Linked DNA regions of Homo sapiens: regions 2 and 3 are each linked to region 1. Evidence: chromatin contacts called from ENCODE Hi-C or POLR2A ChIA-PET data. All regions are on one chromosome and are shown on one strand. Each heading gives the region's core, a stretch centred on a gene start or an enhancer-like site at or near the end of the contact. The rest is flanking DNA. Distances are from core to core; before and after follow the strand shown. Region 1 holds the start of BNIP2 (BCL2 interacting protein 2). Region 2 holds the start of RAB8B (RAB8B, member RAS oncogene family). Region 3 holds the start of RFX7 (regulatory factor X7).

Region 1 (4,539 bases), core at 1-2,500:
GTTTGCAGAAGTGGATCTGTCATACTTCCGGTCTAAGCCCAGCAGTATTAGGCTGCACTAGAGAATATGAAGACTAGGAATAGAGTTTAGAGAAAATGTAAACCAAAAAGAACTAAGAATATGTGCAAAATGATCAAGAAACTAGTCTGCAGGGGTAACTTAATTGGGTAAGGTCAGTTGTAACTTTGAGGAAACATCCATTTACAAATTACAGAATTTGTTTCTACAATTGCAGAGATTCCTATAAAATGTTAGAAAAACTACATTTAATTGAAAATACGAAATCAGGTATTAGGTGAAATAGAGATCCTAATCAAGAGAAGGTGAGAATGAAAAAAGCAACACTAAAATGCAATCACATAGTTTATTCAATTAAATAAATAGGAGGCACCGTAACTATCTTGATGCAACACCGGAAAAGCTGTTTCGTCAAAGAGCTCACAAGACACAGACAAGTAACTCTCCAGCGGCATGAAATGCATCCAGAAATCCAAACCATTTTGCCAGGTATTTAAACAGAAAGGGTTGTGTCTAGATTCACGCGGGGACTCGGCTTTTGACGTACACACTCTGTATTTGGTTTAGCGTACTAGGGAAGATCTATTAAAGCCCTGATTACTTATGCTGCTTCCGTGTCTATTCCCCGCGGTTACGAGGCATACCAGAAGTCCAAGTTTCTTTGTTCTGTACCAGGACGGACGCTGGTCATAAATACTGAACCATCGTAGCCCAGCCACTTCACCCACACCAGGGTAAAAGGGTGGGGGAGCGGAGGAGGGGCAAGGTTCCATCCCGAGCACAACTACCAGAAACGGAAAAGCGACGGGGTGGGGGGCCAAACTGCCAAATACAAACAGGACCCAAGCCAAGGGCGGGGACCTAAGCAGGGCGGGGATCCAGGAAGCACCTCCCGAGCAGGTTCTATGGCTCCCCCTACCAAGGGTAACTCTCTGGGTTTCCTCTCCCCGGACGTCGTGGGCACGCGCCCGACAGACTTTCGCCCCTAGGCCGGTTCCCAGTCCAGCTCCGGAGCCACCGTGCCGAGTTCTCCCAGGCCGCACTCACCCCGGAGGAAGCCTTGGCCCCCTCGTCCTCTTCGCCCCTCCAGGCCGGCGACGTGGGGCTGACGGCCAGGTCGCAAAAAGCAGGGCCGAGCGGAGCCCGCTCCCCTCGGTCGGCGGTGGAGACCCCGGCCCAATCCCCCGGCCGCAGCGGTACGGCGTCGGCGGCAGCAGCTGACCCGGACACAGTGAGAAGCCCCGGCGGAAGTGATAACATCCCGACCTCCTCCGGGCGCGGCAGCCGGCGGTGGAGGCGGCGGGGGCGTGGCGGCGGCGGAGGCGTGGCGTCTTCTTGAAACCCACACAGCATCCCCCCAACCCCCTCAGACGTCACGGGCTAGCGCTCGCGCCTGCACTCGCGGGGTCGGCCTTCCTTGCCTGTGGGCGGACCCGTCGCGTCGACTCCTTATTGGTGGCGTTACTACGCCTCAAGGCGTTTCTTCCCTCTTTGCTGTTCGCAGGGACGCTGCCTGGTAGTTTCAGTTACTTTTGTTTTCTTTCTGCCTGCCTTTATTGATCATTACAGTAGGTGAAATTATCGATATCAATAATAATATTGTAATACAATAGGTGCAATTATCAATATCAATATTATTACAACAGGTGCAATTATCAGTATCATTACAATAGGTGCAATTATCAGCGATCAATAATGTGAATTATAAAATGGATGAAATAAGGGGAGGAGGTCGGGCGCGGTGGTTTACGCTTGTAATCCCAGCACTTTGGGAGGGCGAGGCGGGTGGATTACCGGAGGTCAAGAGCTCGAGACCAGCCTGGCCAACATGGTGACACCTCGTCTCTACTAAACAAACAAAAATTAGCTGGGCGTGGTGGCGCGCGTCTGTAATCCCAACTACTCAGGAGGCGAGGGCGGAGGCGGAGGCGGAGTTGGAGTTTGCAGTGAGCCGAGATCGTGCCATTGCACTCCAGCTTGGGCAACAGAGCAAAAACTCCGTCTCAAATAAAAGGAAAAAGGAAAAAAAAAAAAAAAGAAAAAGAAAAAAAAGAAATAAGGCGAGGAAAAATATCCGAGGCATCATTTTGGGGAGTTAGGCCTCAGAAGCGACCTTAGAGTTTGGTAATATTTGAGTGTGAAAAGCTTTACAGCAGTGCTTCTCTTCACTGGGGGAACGGTCGGTTTATTTTTTTCAATTTTCAATTAGTTTTTGACAAGTTAATAAAACAGAAAAATGAAAAGACATACAAAGTCCAAGTCAAAACTTTTTATCGTTAGAGTTAACAGCCATAAAATTACCTGCAAAATTGACATAGAGTTTTCTACTCTCTCTCTGTGAACCATTTGCAAACAGTTCTCAGAAGAGCCCAGGTCTATAGACCATGGTTAGAGTACTCAAGGTAAACTACTCAAATTAGACCATACTCAGCTGTAGAGTTTCAACCAAATGAGATTTGTTTGGAGAACATCATAGTCTCTCTCAGTTGGGCGTGCTGGCTCATGACTGTAATCCCAGCACTTTGAGAGGCCGAGTCGGTAGATCGCCAGACCTCAGGGCAACATGGCGAGACCCCATCTCTTAAAAAAAAAAAAAAAAAAAGAGACAGAGAAAGAAAGAAAGAAAAAGAAGCAAAGAGAAAGAAAGGAAGAAAGAAAGAAAAGAAGAAAATTAGGTGGGCTTGGTGGCATGCACCTGTGGTCCCAGCCACTTGGGAGGCTGAGGTGGGAGACTCTCTGGAGCCTGGCAGGCGGCGGTTGTAGTGAGCCAAGATCGCGCCACTCCACTCCAGCCTGGGTGACAGCGAAACCCTGTCTTAAAAAAAAAAAAAAGTCCCTTTCCAAAGTTTCATCTGATAAATCCATAGAAAGGCTCAGCATCAAGTATTTGGGTGATTCCATTGGGGTACGATCAGGCCTGAGGGGAACAGAAAAGCTCAAAATTTTAAATCATTGACTAAAAATGCAGCATTCTGCCTGGATTTCACATTGCTTTGGCAACATTTACCCACCATTGGTAGATTAAAGTCCGTCTCTTTGATAAAATGGGAAGAAAATAGTACCTACCTTATAGGGTTTTTGTGAGATGAATTCATATATATGTATTAGGACCTTGGTTGTCATATTGTAATCACATTTAAGTATTAGGTATTCTTTTTATCCTAGTCTAGCAATTTCACTAAATAGCTAGTAGAGAAAACAAAACTGATCAACAGAGCTTTAGCTAAACAACTACTTGGGCCAAGAAATTTCATCTTGATTTACAGAAGTTTTTGTAGTTTCATACTTTGCTTCTTCAGTTCTGCAATGTGCAGAATTCCCCACAGGGTGGCAGAAAATCACTGGAAATCATATATAGTTATGTGATTTCTTTTTTTTAAGATCTTCAGTTCCTTCTTCATTTTAGTAACTTTATTATTTAATAAGCTTGATCAGTGTTTGCTTTGGTTTCGAGTAAGCCATCCTATTACTTATCTTTTTATCCCTATCTTGTTAATTATCCATACTTATTGTTGAAACATTACAAACTACAAGTAAGCCAAAAAGATAATTATTATTAACATATTTATGTATAGCCTTTCAGATTATATATATATATATATTCACACACATATATATTTTATGTATAAATTGCACATATAAGTCTTTATAAAAATCAGATAATGTACTTAGTGGTTTATAATCTCCATTTTCTTCTTTTCATTTAAAATATGAGCTGGGTGCAGTGGCTCACACCTGTAATCCCAGCACTTTGGGAGGCTGAGGTGGGTGGATCACCCGAGGTCAGGAGTTCGAGACCAGCCTGGCCAACGTGGAGAAACCACGTCTCTACTAAAATTACAAATATCAGCTGGGTATGGTGGTGGGCACCTGTAATCCCAGCTGCTTGGGGGTGCTGAGGTAGGAGAATCACGTGAACTCAGGAGGTGGAGGTTGCAGTGAGCCAAAATCACACCATGCACTCTAGCTTGGGCAACAGAGTGAGACTGTGTCTCAAAAATAAATAAATAAATAAAAATACAGATTCTGAGGCTTCACCCTCTACAGTCTATGGAAAGATATGGGAATCTATATTATAAAAATAAATAATTAAAATATATTATGAACTCTTTTTCAAGTCAATAAATACATTCCAATGCTATTATTTTCATTATGGATAATGTATATATTAAACAATCCTTTATTGAACTTTTAGATTGTTCCTTTTTTTTTTTTCTTTTGAGACAGGGTCTCACTTTGTTGCCAGGCTGGAGTGCAGTGGCATGGTCTCAGCTCACTGCAGCCTCCACTTTTTGATTTAAGTGATTCTCGTGCCTCAGCCTCTGGAGTAGCTGGGATTATAGGCATGTGCCACCATGTCTAAGTTGTGTACTTTTGGAGAGACAGGTTTTTGCCATGTTGCCCGGGGTTGTCCTGAACTCCTGGCCTCAAGTGAACTCCTGCCCACCTTGGCCTCCCAAAATGCTGGGAATACAGGTGTGAGCCACCACGCCCGGCCTTGTTCAATTTTTTTTTTTTTTT
Region 2 (4,539 bases), core at 1,061-3,560, 3.5 Mb after region 1:
CTGGCTGGAGTGCAGTGGTGCAATCTCGGCTCACTGCAAGCTCCGCCTCCCGGGTTCATGCCATTCTCCTGCCTCAGCCTCCCGAGTAGCTGGGACTACAGGCGCCCGCCACCATGCCCGGCTAATTTTTTGTACTTTTAGTAGAGACGGGGTTTCACCGTGTTAGCCAGGATGGTCTCGATCTCCTGACCTCGTGATCTGCCCGCCTGGGCCTCCCAAAGTGCTGGGATTACAGGCGTGAGCCACCGCGCCTGGCCATAAATATACATTTTTAAAAAGAAATAAATTCCACTGGTCTTTGCGGAATTTTTTCCCCTTCTTTTCCAGGAATGAGGAGGAAGATATAGAACAATCCACACTGTTCAGATCATGGCTGAAGCCACGTTCAGAGGCTTGCTCAAGGACTGGCTTGGGCAAGAGGGCTCAGCCTGTGCCAGAGGGCAGAATCCTTCTTCATTAGGGGCAGACACTGTGACTTTGAACTCATTAGAGCTTTGTTCCTATCTAGTGGACTCTAGGAATGAGACATTCCGTAAGCAGCAGCAGCAGCAGCAGCAGCCCTCTGGCTACTGTATGATCAATCAGTTAATGATGACACATTTCATCTTTTACCCGCATAGAAAATGAAGGCCAATTCTAGGGCCAACTAAGTCTTCTGCCACAATGCAACTGAGAATGGATTATCAGTGGCACTGTTCCTAAAGTCACAAGGCACACAGTATGTGTCCTTAGAAAAGCCTGCTGGTTTGTTCAACTAACTGTCCACGGTTTTTCCCCCCCCCCCTTTTCTTATTCCACTAATGGTGGAGTCCACTGGTTCCCTTAATAACCTCTAGCCTTCCAGAAGGTGTTTCCTTATAGCTAAGGTAAATGTCTGGACCAGTGGTTCTCAAATACTTTGGTTTCAAGACCCCTTCATCCTCTTAAAACTTATTGAAGACTCCAAGAAGCTTTTTTTCATGTGGGTTTTACCTGTCGGTATTTGACATATTAGAAATTAAAACTTCGAAGGGAGAACAACAGATGAGAGACACAGAGCCCTGGCAGGGTGGACTCCTAGTCCCACACCTTCTTAGCCTTTTGCTTCCACATTACCTGAACCAGTCAACACCCCTTTCACAACAGCTAATCCGGTTGGGTTTCTGCCACTAGCAAATGAAAGGGGACTGAACAATACATCCACAAAACAGAGAATTAGCCTAAGACAATAAATAATAAAGGATTAACTTGAGTATAACAGAATGCTGTTTCCTCCCTATATTCGTCATCAATTAAGTGAGAGCCTACTGAAGAGTAATGAATATTACCATCACTGCTAACAGTGCCTTATGGGTTTCAAAGAACTTTCACATTTAGTATTTAAGTTTCACTGGAACCCTATGAAGTATCTTGTTTCATATCCATTTTACAGATGAGAAAACTGAAATGTCCAGTGCCTGTGTGACTTGTCACAGCGGTTTTGCAGCAGAGCCAAGACTAAATTCAAATCTTACTCTCTAAATTCCCGTGGCCCGCCTCACAGGATGCTTGCAGTTTCATGGGGCACAGACCTGTAGCACAAGACTTCCCAGATTTAAAAATCCATCCTCCTGCGAGGAGAGGGGAGCGATCAGCGTAGCAGATTCTCTAAATACTCATTGTATTTGGCTCTGGTCTGTGTGGCGTGAAGAAGGGGGCACGAGTGAGGTTCGAGTTAGCATGGTAACCATTCTTTCTCAGCTCTGTGACTGAGGGGCTGCGGGAGGGGGTTATAGTGGTGCTGGGCATGGCCTCGGGGAGAAGCTGGATAATGCCCTCTGCAGATAACCCGTAGGCTGCGCCACAGCAGCGCCAAGGAAAGAAAGCATCTCTGCTCCAGGTCTCGGCGGAAGAGATGCGGGAACTACGGGGCTCTGATTCTGAGGTCCTGGATTTGGAAGGCGTCTGCACACAAAGAAATAACAAAGTTAAGTTCCCGCGGCTCGACCAGCAGAGTACGAAACGGGGCCTCCCTTCCCAGCTCGGGTGGAAACGCCTCCACCCTGTCACCCCGCCCATAGCAGGTCTTTTATCCGCTGGAGCCGCCTGGACAGTCCTCGCGGGGCACGCCCGAGGCTCCCCGGAGGAACTACAAGTCCCATGAAGTCCCGGGGCGCGGGCGGTGATGACGAAGCCCTCGCCGATTGGCCGCACGGGGCGGGGCGCGCAGGCCTTCTCCGAGAGGAGGGGCGGGGCGTGGGGCGGGGCGAGCAGCGGCGGATTGGCGGGCACGCCCCCTCGCCCGCGGCCCCCTCCCCGCCTCTCTCCACCGCCTCCTCTGGCTCCCCGGTCAGAGGGCCGGAGCGAGAAGATGGCGAAGACGTACGATTATCTCTTCAAGCTCCTGCTGATCGGCGACTCGGGGGTAGGCAAGACCTGCCTCCTGTTCCGCTTCTCAGAGGACGCCTTCAACACCACCTTCATCTCCACCATCGGTGAGGGAGGGGCCGCGGCCCGGGACCGGGTAGAGAATTGGGGGGCGGGTACTAGGGGACGGGGAAAGGGCGGGGGGCGCTTGGGAGCCCGGGAGAGGAGACCCCGGGGACTGCAAGGTGGCGGGGGCACTGAGAGGGGCGAGGGCGTGAGGGAGAGGGGCGAGGGCGTGAGGGAGAGAGGCGAGCGGGAACGTGAGGCTAAGGGCGAAGGGGGAACTTGGGGGCAAAGGAACGGGAAGGGGAACAGAGGAACAAGGACTAGGGGTATTGGGGGAACGAGAGGGTTCGGAGACTGACAGGGAGGGGTCTTTGAGGGACAAAATGTGTTGGGGGGAAGACTCAGGAAATCTCATGTAGAGAGAAGGGGATAGTGGACGTGCCAATGATTAAAAGACAGGAGAGGAAGGAAATGTGAAGGGGGAAATGAGGGATGGGGGCAATGAGAGGGATGTGAAGTAAAGGGACAGAGGACACAAGGGACAGAGAGGTGAGAACCAGGCAACTGGAAGGGAATTCAGGGGAATGAGCGGTCAGGAGGTGAGGAAGAAGGGGACGGCTGGCCACAGGAGGTCTGGACTGAGATGTCGTAGGAGGGGACAGAAGAAAATTGTAGGTGGAAGAAGAGTTCAAGGGATCAGAGGGCAGAATGAGGATACTTGATGGAGAAAGTAAAGGGATCTGGGTGTGAGACAGAAAGGAAAAGAGGAAGCAACATCATAGTAAAGGGAGGTTGAGCAGAGAAGACAGAGGAGATGGAAAAGAGAGGAAATGGAAAGTAGTGGGGCGCAAGACTTGCTATAGTAACTGATTACCATTTTCTCTTCACTTCCTTTGGATCAAGTGCAGGAGAAAGCAAAATGTGACTAATGATGGAATAATGTCTATAGAGCGTTAATTTGTTCTGTGAGTGTTAATGGATGTTAAGGGAATTGGTGACTTTTGGAAATGATGTGGTCAGGAAAATATGGTTCACCTCTTTACTACCATCTCCTGAGAAGCAAGACTTCTCAGTATTTTAAATCCTTCGGTTTGAATGTTTAACAGCTTCTCAGCCAAGGAAATGAACTTACATTCTACCTGCCTCCCTGTATATTTTGCTTTGGTTCTAATTATTGTTAAGTGAATCACAACATGTGATATACCTCTCAGTTACTTCCAATTGAATCAAGAGTTTTTCTGATCCTGGCTGGGAGCTGTCCTTTCTACTTTTGTACTGGAAGACACTGTGTTCAGGTAATAAGATCTCTTAACTTATCATAAACTGAAGACCAAGTCAAAGCTGGTTTTAAGCTGTTTTAGAAGTGACCACCTTAACATCATTTCTCCTGTTAAATAGTTGCAGGTTAATTAAGTACCTTAAGAATACCTCAGCTTTTGGTTGTGTTGGTGATGTTTCTGGCCTCTAATAGTGGCTTATTTAGTCATCTTTCGTATGGTTCTTACAGCATATTTCACCATGAATTTCTGGGTTGGGAAATAATAGAGAGCTAGTGCTTTGGTAATACGTGTGTTTAAATATTTGTGTATTTTTAAGGATAATTTATCTTTTTTTAAAAAAAGAGTATTTGGTATAGAACACTCTTTAAGTATTAGTAAAGGCTATGGTTTGTTTGCTCATTCTGGATTCTTTCATATAGATTGAATGGTCTAAAATCTCCTGGGTGTTATGATGTCTGGGCTTAGGGAAGTTTGAATTGCAAGTTCTTGGCAGTCAGTCTTGAGTGGGACTTTTTCTTTTCTGAAAAAGCAGATTTTAAATGTCATCTCTCAAGTATATTCCTAAGATTTGGTGGTAGCTGCTGGTACAGCAACTAAAGGGTGTTAATTTTTGACATTTGTATTAATTTCAAAGCCTCAAATAACAATTTTTCATTGTTGAATGCATACTGCAGTACAGATGGTAAAGGATAATTTCTAACAAGTTGAGTGGGTGTCCTTTTGTCCATTCTGTATTTGAGCCTCCCAGAAGTATCTCCTGCCTTGAAAGTAAGTGAATCTCGCTGATGCTGTTTTTGTTAAGCTTCTTGGACGACTTGCTTGTTTGTAATAGTTTTATTCGTTTTCTCTTTTTCCCTTAATTTTTGTC
Region 3 (4,539 bases), core at 1,005-3,504, 3.4 Mb before region 1:
TTGATGGCAAGCAAGATATTCACCATCTCTTCTTTTAAATTATAGCTTTAAAAAGGGGGTGAGGGTATCCATTGAAGAATAAAGCCTGCTTTCTGTCACACACACACACACACACCCCAATCATATCTATCAGACCTATTCAAGTTGCCACAACATGACTATTGTCAAAGCCAAAAAAATTCTCCTTTAAAATATTTAAACTTCATTTTAAAATTAAAACTGAAAGCAAGATACTCAACTGCCAACTACTGTTGATGAAACTATTAAAGCCTGCACTGACCTACTTCATATCAGCATCATGACGGCATGGATGCATGCCAAGAAAATAATGAAAATTACTATATAACTAACCTAAATCTTGTATTTAAAAATTGTCACTTTAAAAATGTGCAAATACTGTTCATGCAACGCCAGTTGCTTTACGATATGTTTTCAAAATGAGAAAATGAGTTTTGATATTTTAGTACTCATATTCAATGATGGCCCTGCAAAGATTTCATTTCCATTTTCAAAATCAAGGCTTTTTAAAATACCATATAAAATTCTTTTTAAACTTCTATTAAAAGCAATCTTAGACCAAATTCCAAATATTACTTTCCATTTAAAAAATATTGCTACACTTAAAAAAGGCAGTTAATGAAGCATCCTACAAAACAATGCAAGTTCATGTTCAAAGAATATTGCAATGGCTCTAACAGTGGATGGACTTAGTGTATTTAATTATTAAAAGATTCCCACTAGACTTTAGGAGTTTAATGCTGAAATATTGGAAATTTTCATACAAGAAAGTAAAATAGCGAAAGATATTCCATCAATGGTTTCTTTTAAAAAGACATACAAATGGCAAGACATTTGATTCCCTATATTTTAATTTAAAAAAAAACCACTTTGTTGTAAACTACCATCTTAAAATATTTTATACTAAAAAAGCACTTTCTTCACAATCAATGCAAAGAATAAACTCCCTGAAAAAGAAATTTAATATTAGGATAAGGGAGGCAAAAACATTCAGAAATAGCAGCTAACCCAACTGAAAGGAAGAGACACATTAGGTTTTGTGCTGCATATTAATATTCTTACGCACAGTATCTGTTTGGTGAAAATTCACAATACACTTCTTCCTCCTTCTATGGCTGCAAAAAGGAGTAAACACATTTCACATTCTCCAGTTCCAAATTCATGCCACCATCATGCAATATGACTTAATTTCGACCCATATTTCTGTTACAATGAGTGAAAAAATAAAACCAAAAAACTTGTTTATCTGCACTCACAATTGAGGAAGGGGTAAAAGCATTTTTTAGCTAAGAAGACAGGGGCTGATTGATGCAAAGTCCGCACACCTCCAGAGATCCTACAAATGTGCACCCGACTGGGGAAAGCCACATTCAATGAATGCATCAGCCTCCTCCTCCGCTCCCCCCGCCCGCCGCCCCCCACCCACTTTGCAGCAGAAATGTGCCTGGGCTTTTTCACGCGAGCGATGGAGGATCCTCTTACCAGATGGAGTTCTTGATCTTGTGTTGCAGCGCGCTGGCCTCTGTCCCTGGCAGCCCGGGCACAAGGGCTGGCAGGGCCACCCCCGAGTTGGGGGCGCTGGGGGGAAGCTGCTGATGGGCATCAGGCTGCTGTGGTGGCGGCTGTTGTTGTTCCTCTGCCATCGCTGCAGAGGGGTGGGAGGGAGGGAGGGAAAGATGGGGGCGCGGGGAAGGGTGAGGGAAGAGACCGGGAGGGGAGGACGAAGGGGGGAGAGGAGGAGGGGGAGGGGGAGGGGAAGAGGAGGAGGAGGAGGAAGGAAGCTGGATAAGCTAGGCCTTTACCCCAGGGCTCGAGTGAGTCGCTTTCGCCTGCCGCCTGGGGAACATCACCGGGGAGACCAGCGGCTCCTCACGGCCGGGGCGCTTCACCGCGGGAGAGGCATGGCGGCGCCCCTCAGCCCCCCGCTGGCGCCGCCGCCTCCTCCCGTCAGCGGCCGGGGCTGTGGGGGGGTGAGATGGGGGCGTTTGAAGACGAAGTGGGGGGGGCAGGCTCCCCCCAAAATCCAAGAAGAACGGTTGCTCAGGGATTTGGCGGCCAAGCCTTCCTTCCTTGTCCCCGGGGCTTTCTACTGCCGGGTCCCCGTGCTGCTGCAGCCCCAGGCACCGCTCCACGCCACTCCCCACGCCGCCGCCGCCGCCGCCGCTCGCTCCCGGCCCCGCCGCCGCCGCGGCCGCCGCTGCCCTGCCAGCCCCGGAGGCAGCCCAGTGCGCGCAGCCGCACTGCGGCCCGGCGCAGACCGCACAACACCTACCGCTCCGCCGGGGGGCGTGGACCAGGGTGTGCGGGCCGCGGGCGCGACGGGCCGGGATGGGGGCGCACGGCGCGGAGGGCGGCGCGGGCCAGCGGGCCAGGGAAGCGCGCCGCTGGGGGCCGGGAGGAGTCCGGCCCGGCTGGTGGAGAGCAGGAAAACGTGGGGGAGGTGCTGGCGAGAGAAAGAGAACTTGCGTGAGGAGGAGGAGGAGAAACCAAATTTAATAATATTTGGCGTGGAAATGGGATTTGGGCGGGGGAGGCATCTTCAAAGCAAGTAAAGAGAAATCAACATTATCCCCCTTCCCCTGCACATGCATGTGAGGATTACTTCCTCCCTGAGTAAATGAAGAGAACTGAAGCAGGTAAGACGATAAACTGACTTTTCAGAAGCCCCCAAAGAAGAACACCCGTTGGAATTAACCACCCTTTAGGTAATTCGGTCTTGAACGGAAATCGCGAGTCAGGAGCTGGGTTGAGTGCTCCTCGGTCGGGCATTCAAAGCCCTCCAAATCTGGCCCCACTTTAACTATCCAATCATAGCGGCCTCCATCCCCCTGCAAGAACTCCCGGCTCCAATCAGGGAAGTCTCCATGCCATCCTCAACGCGCAGCAGATTCATTCTTCCTTCGTGCCTTTGCTCATGCTGTTCCCCTCCACCTCCCCACCCCACCCCACCCCCTTTCCAGGAATGCCCTCCCTCCTTTATACCGCTCCCAATTCCACCCAGGCTCTAAAGCATAGCTCAAGTCGCGGCTTGTCAGGGTCCCTGCAGCCAAGGCCACTGCCTGCCTCTGAAAGAAACGCATGTAGTACTCACAACATGGAGGCTCAGGCGTCAGCCACGAGCTCCTTCCTTTGGAGCCCGTTGAACACCCGCCCTCCCCCCGCAGACTCCGCACCATTCCCCCCCTTCCCATTCATACCTAAATGATAGCTTTGCCACAAATAAGTCAGTCTCCTTTAAGAGCAGAAGAATTGGCTTTTCTAGGTGGGGCTGATCAGGGAGGCTGCGTGGATGTAGAATACAACAGCCAAGGCCTCTGGCACCAAATGGAACAGCTGTTCAGCTCACACTGACCTTTCTTTGGGCCCGTGGGTGTTATGAGCCCTTCAGCTTTAACTTTTCTGATAGAGTGTCTATCAGGTTTCTACCTGTTAGATCCTCTGGCCACTTTCCTGCTGTGTGTGGACTTTGGGCTGTGGGGCTCTGCCACCTTTTAGACTCCTAGTGGATGGTGAATCTGATTGGCTTGGGTTGCCTGGCCTTTGAGTTCTCAGTTCCCTGCCTTGGCCTGAAACCCTCTTGCTTTTGTCCACTGTGCCCTCTCTCCTGGCCCACAGACTTAAGGCCCAGACTCACACTGAATGCTTGCACGTGGTGAGGGTTGAGGGTGGGGGTGCAGGGAGGAAGAACACCTGTGTGCAAAATAAGCCGCCCCCCCGCCCCCGGGGCCTCTTGGATTACGCTGTGCTCCAACTACCCATTGCACGAGTTGCATCACACAAATGAGCCCCCTTTTCCATACTCTAAGGTCTCTATTAGCTTAGCCACTTTAGGAAACTATAGGTGGTTTACGACATTCATTTTGCATACATATCTTCATGTGGGTGTGTAAAGACAGTATTTTTGTGGACCTAATTGATAGACATGGTGTGCACTAGACAGAAGCTTTGAAGGATAAAAATAGCTAATGTTTGTTGAACACTTTGTGTGCCAGACTAGCACTTTCCATACATTATCATAGTTATTCCTCCCCAAGAGTGTATAATGTAGGTATTATTAGTCTCCCTCTGTTACAGATGAAATGGAAGCTTAGGTTAATTAACATTCTTAAAATTACCCAATTAGTAAATGCAGGAGCCAAAATTTGAGTCCTGGAAGTTTAATTCCAGAGCCTGCAAGCTATGCTGAAACTGGAATTACGCTGAAAAATCTTGAATGTAGGTATATATATACGTGTGTGTGTGTATGCCCTATATCACGTTGAGGAAAGTTGCCAAGTTCCCCAAGGTTCTAATTTTTTGCCTTGCCAAGAGAGAATGATGGCTCCAAGTTGCAACACCCTGGGAGGGGGAGATCCTTAGGAAGTGGGAGAGTCATCGAGGGGGTAACGTATCTAAGGTCTGCCAAAGGCCTTAAGAAAAGGAAGCCGAGAACCAAGACGTTTTATAAAAAGTTCGCTACCGGGTGTCACACAGGCTGGCTTCCCAAGTGCAACTTCTGAGAGTTTTTAATGGGTTCCATAA

Evidence for each region. Hi-C counts contacts between places; a loop is a spot of excess contacts on that map. ChIA-PET counts read pairs that join two places held with the same protein, here RNA polymerase II (POLR2A). Pooled maps may share reads with other maps.
Region 2: a map of CD8-positive, alpha-beta T cell shows a loop between it and region 1 (34-fold over the local background). The contact joins the promoter of RAB8B here to the promoter of BNIP2 in region 1. A Hi-C loop is called at or near these places in 1 of 168 maps with a recorded cell type or tissue (CD8-positive, alpha-beta T cell), 1 of 37 single-sample maps with no recorded cell type and 6 of 50 pooled maps.
Region 3: a loop to region 1 is called in a map of CD4-positive, alpha-beta memory T cell, with 26 times the contacts of the local background. The contact joins the promoter of RFX7 here to the promoter of BNIP2 in region 1. A Hi-C loop is called at or near these places in 1 of 168 maps with a recorded cell type or tissue (CD4-positive, alpha-beta memory T cell), 1 of 37 single-sample maps with no recorded cell type and 10 of 50 pooled maps. POLR2A ChIA-PET finds 5 or more read pairs at or near these places in 2 of 52 experiments (BJ and HepG2).

Annotation. Positions count from the first base shown.
Region 1 is chr15:59,688,070-59,692,608 of GRCh38, forward strand. BNIP2 (BCL2 interacting protein 2) reads right to left here and starts at 1,251. Exons shown (of 10, transcript NM_004330.4): 1 at 1,066-1,251. RefSeq lists an enhancer at 957-1,605 and a silencer at 1,019-1,528.
Region 2 is chr15:63,187,296-63,191,834 of GRCh38, forward strand. RAB8B (RAB8B, member RAS oncogene family) reads left to right here and starts at 2,311. Exons shown (of 8, transcript NM_016530.3): 1 at 2,311-2,453. The coding sequence starts at 2,330. It overlaps LOC101928972 (a long non-coding RNA gene), which reads right to left and starts at 2,136. Exons shown (of 4, transcript XR_932355.4): 1 at 1,551-2,136. RefSeq lists an enhancer at 1,736-1,885 and a silencer at 2,066-2,395.
Region 3 is chr15:56,241,625-56,246,163 of GRCh38, forward strand. RFX7 (regulatory factor X7) reads right to left here and starts at 2,255. Exons shown (of 10, transcript NM_022841.7): 1 at 1,821-2,255; 2 at 1,501-1,663. The coding sequence starts at 1,661. LOC124903569 (laforin-like) reads right to left here and starts at 3,194. Exons shown (of 3, transcript XM_047433428.1): 1 at 3,110-3,194; 2 at 2,359-2,555; 3 at 1,727-2,258. The coding sequence starts at 3,194. The coding sequence ends at 1,809. It also overlaps a transcript of TEX9 not described here. RefSeq lists silencers at 1,781-1,850, 1,941-2,000, 2,151-2,440, 2,931-2,980 and enhancers at 2,227-2,872, 2,873-3,518, 3,231-3,280, 3,519-4,164.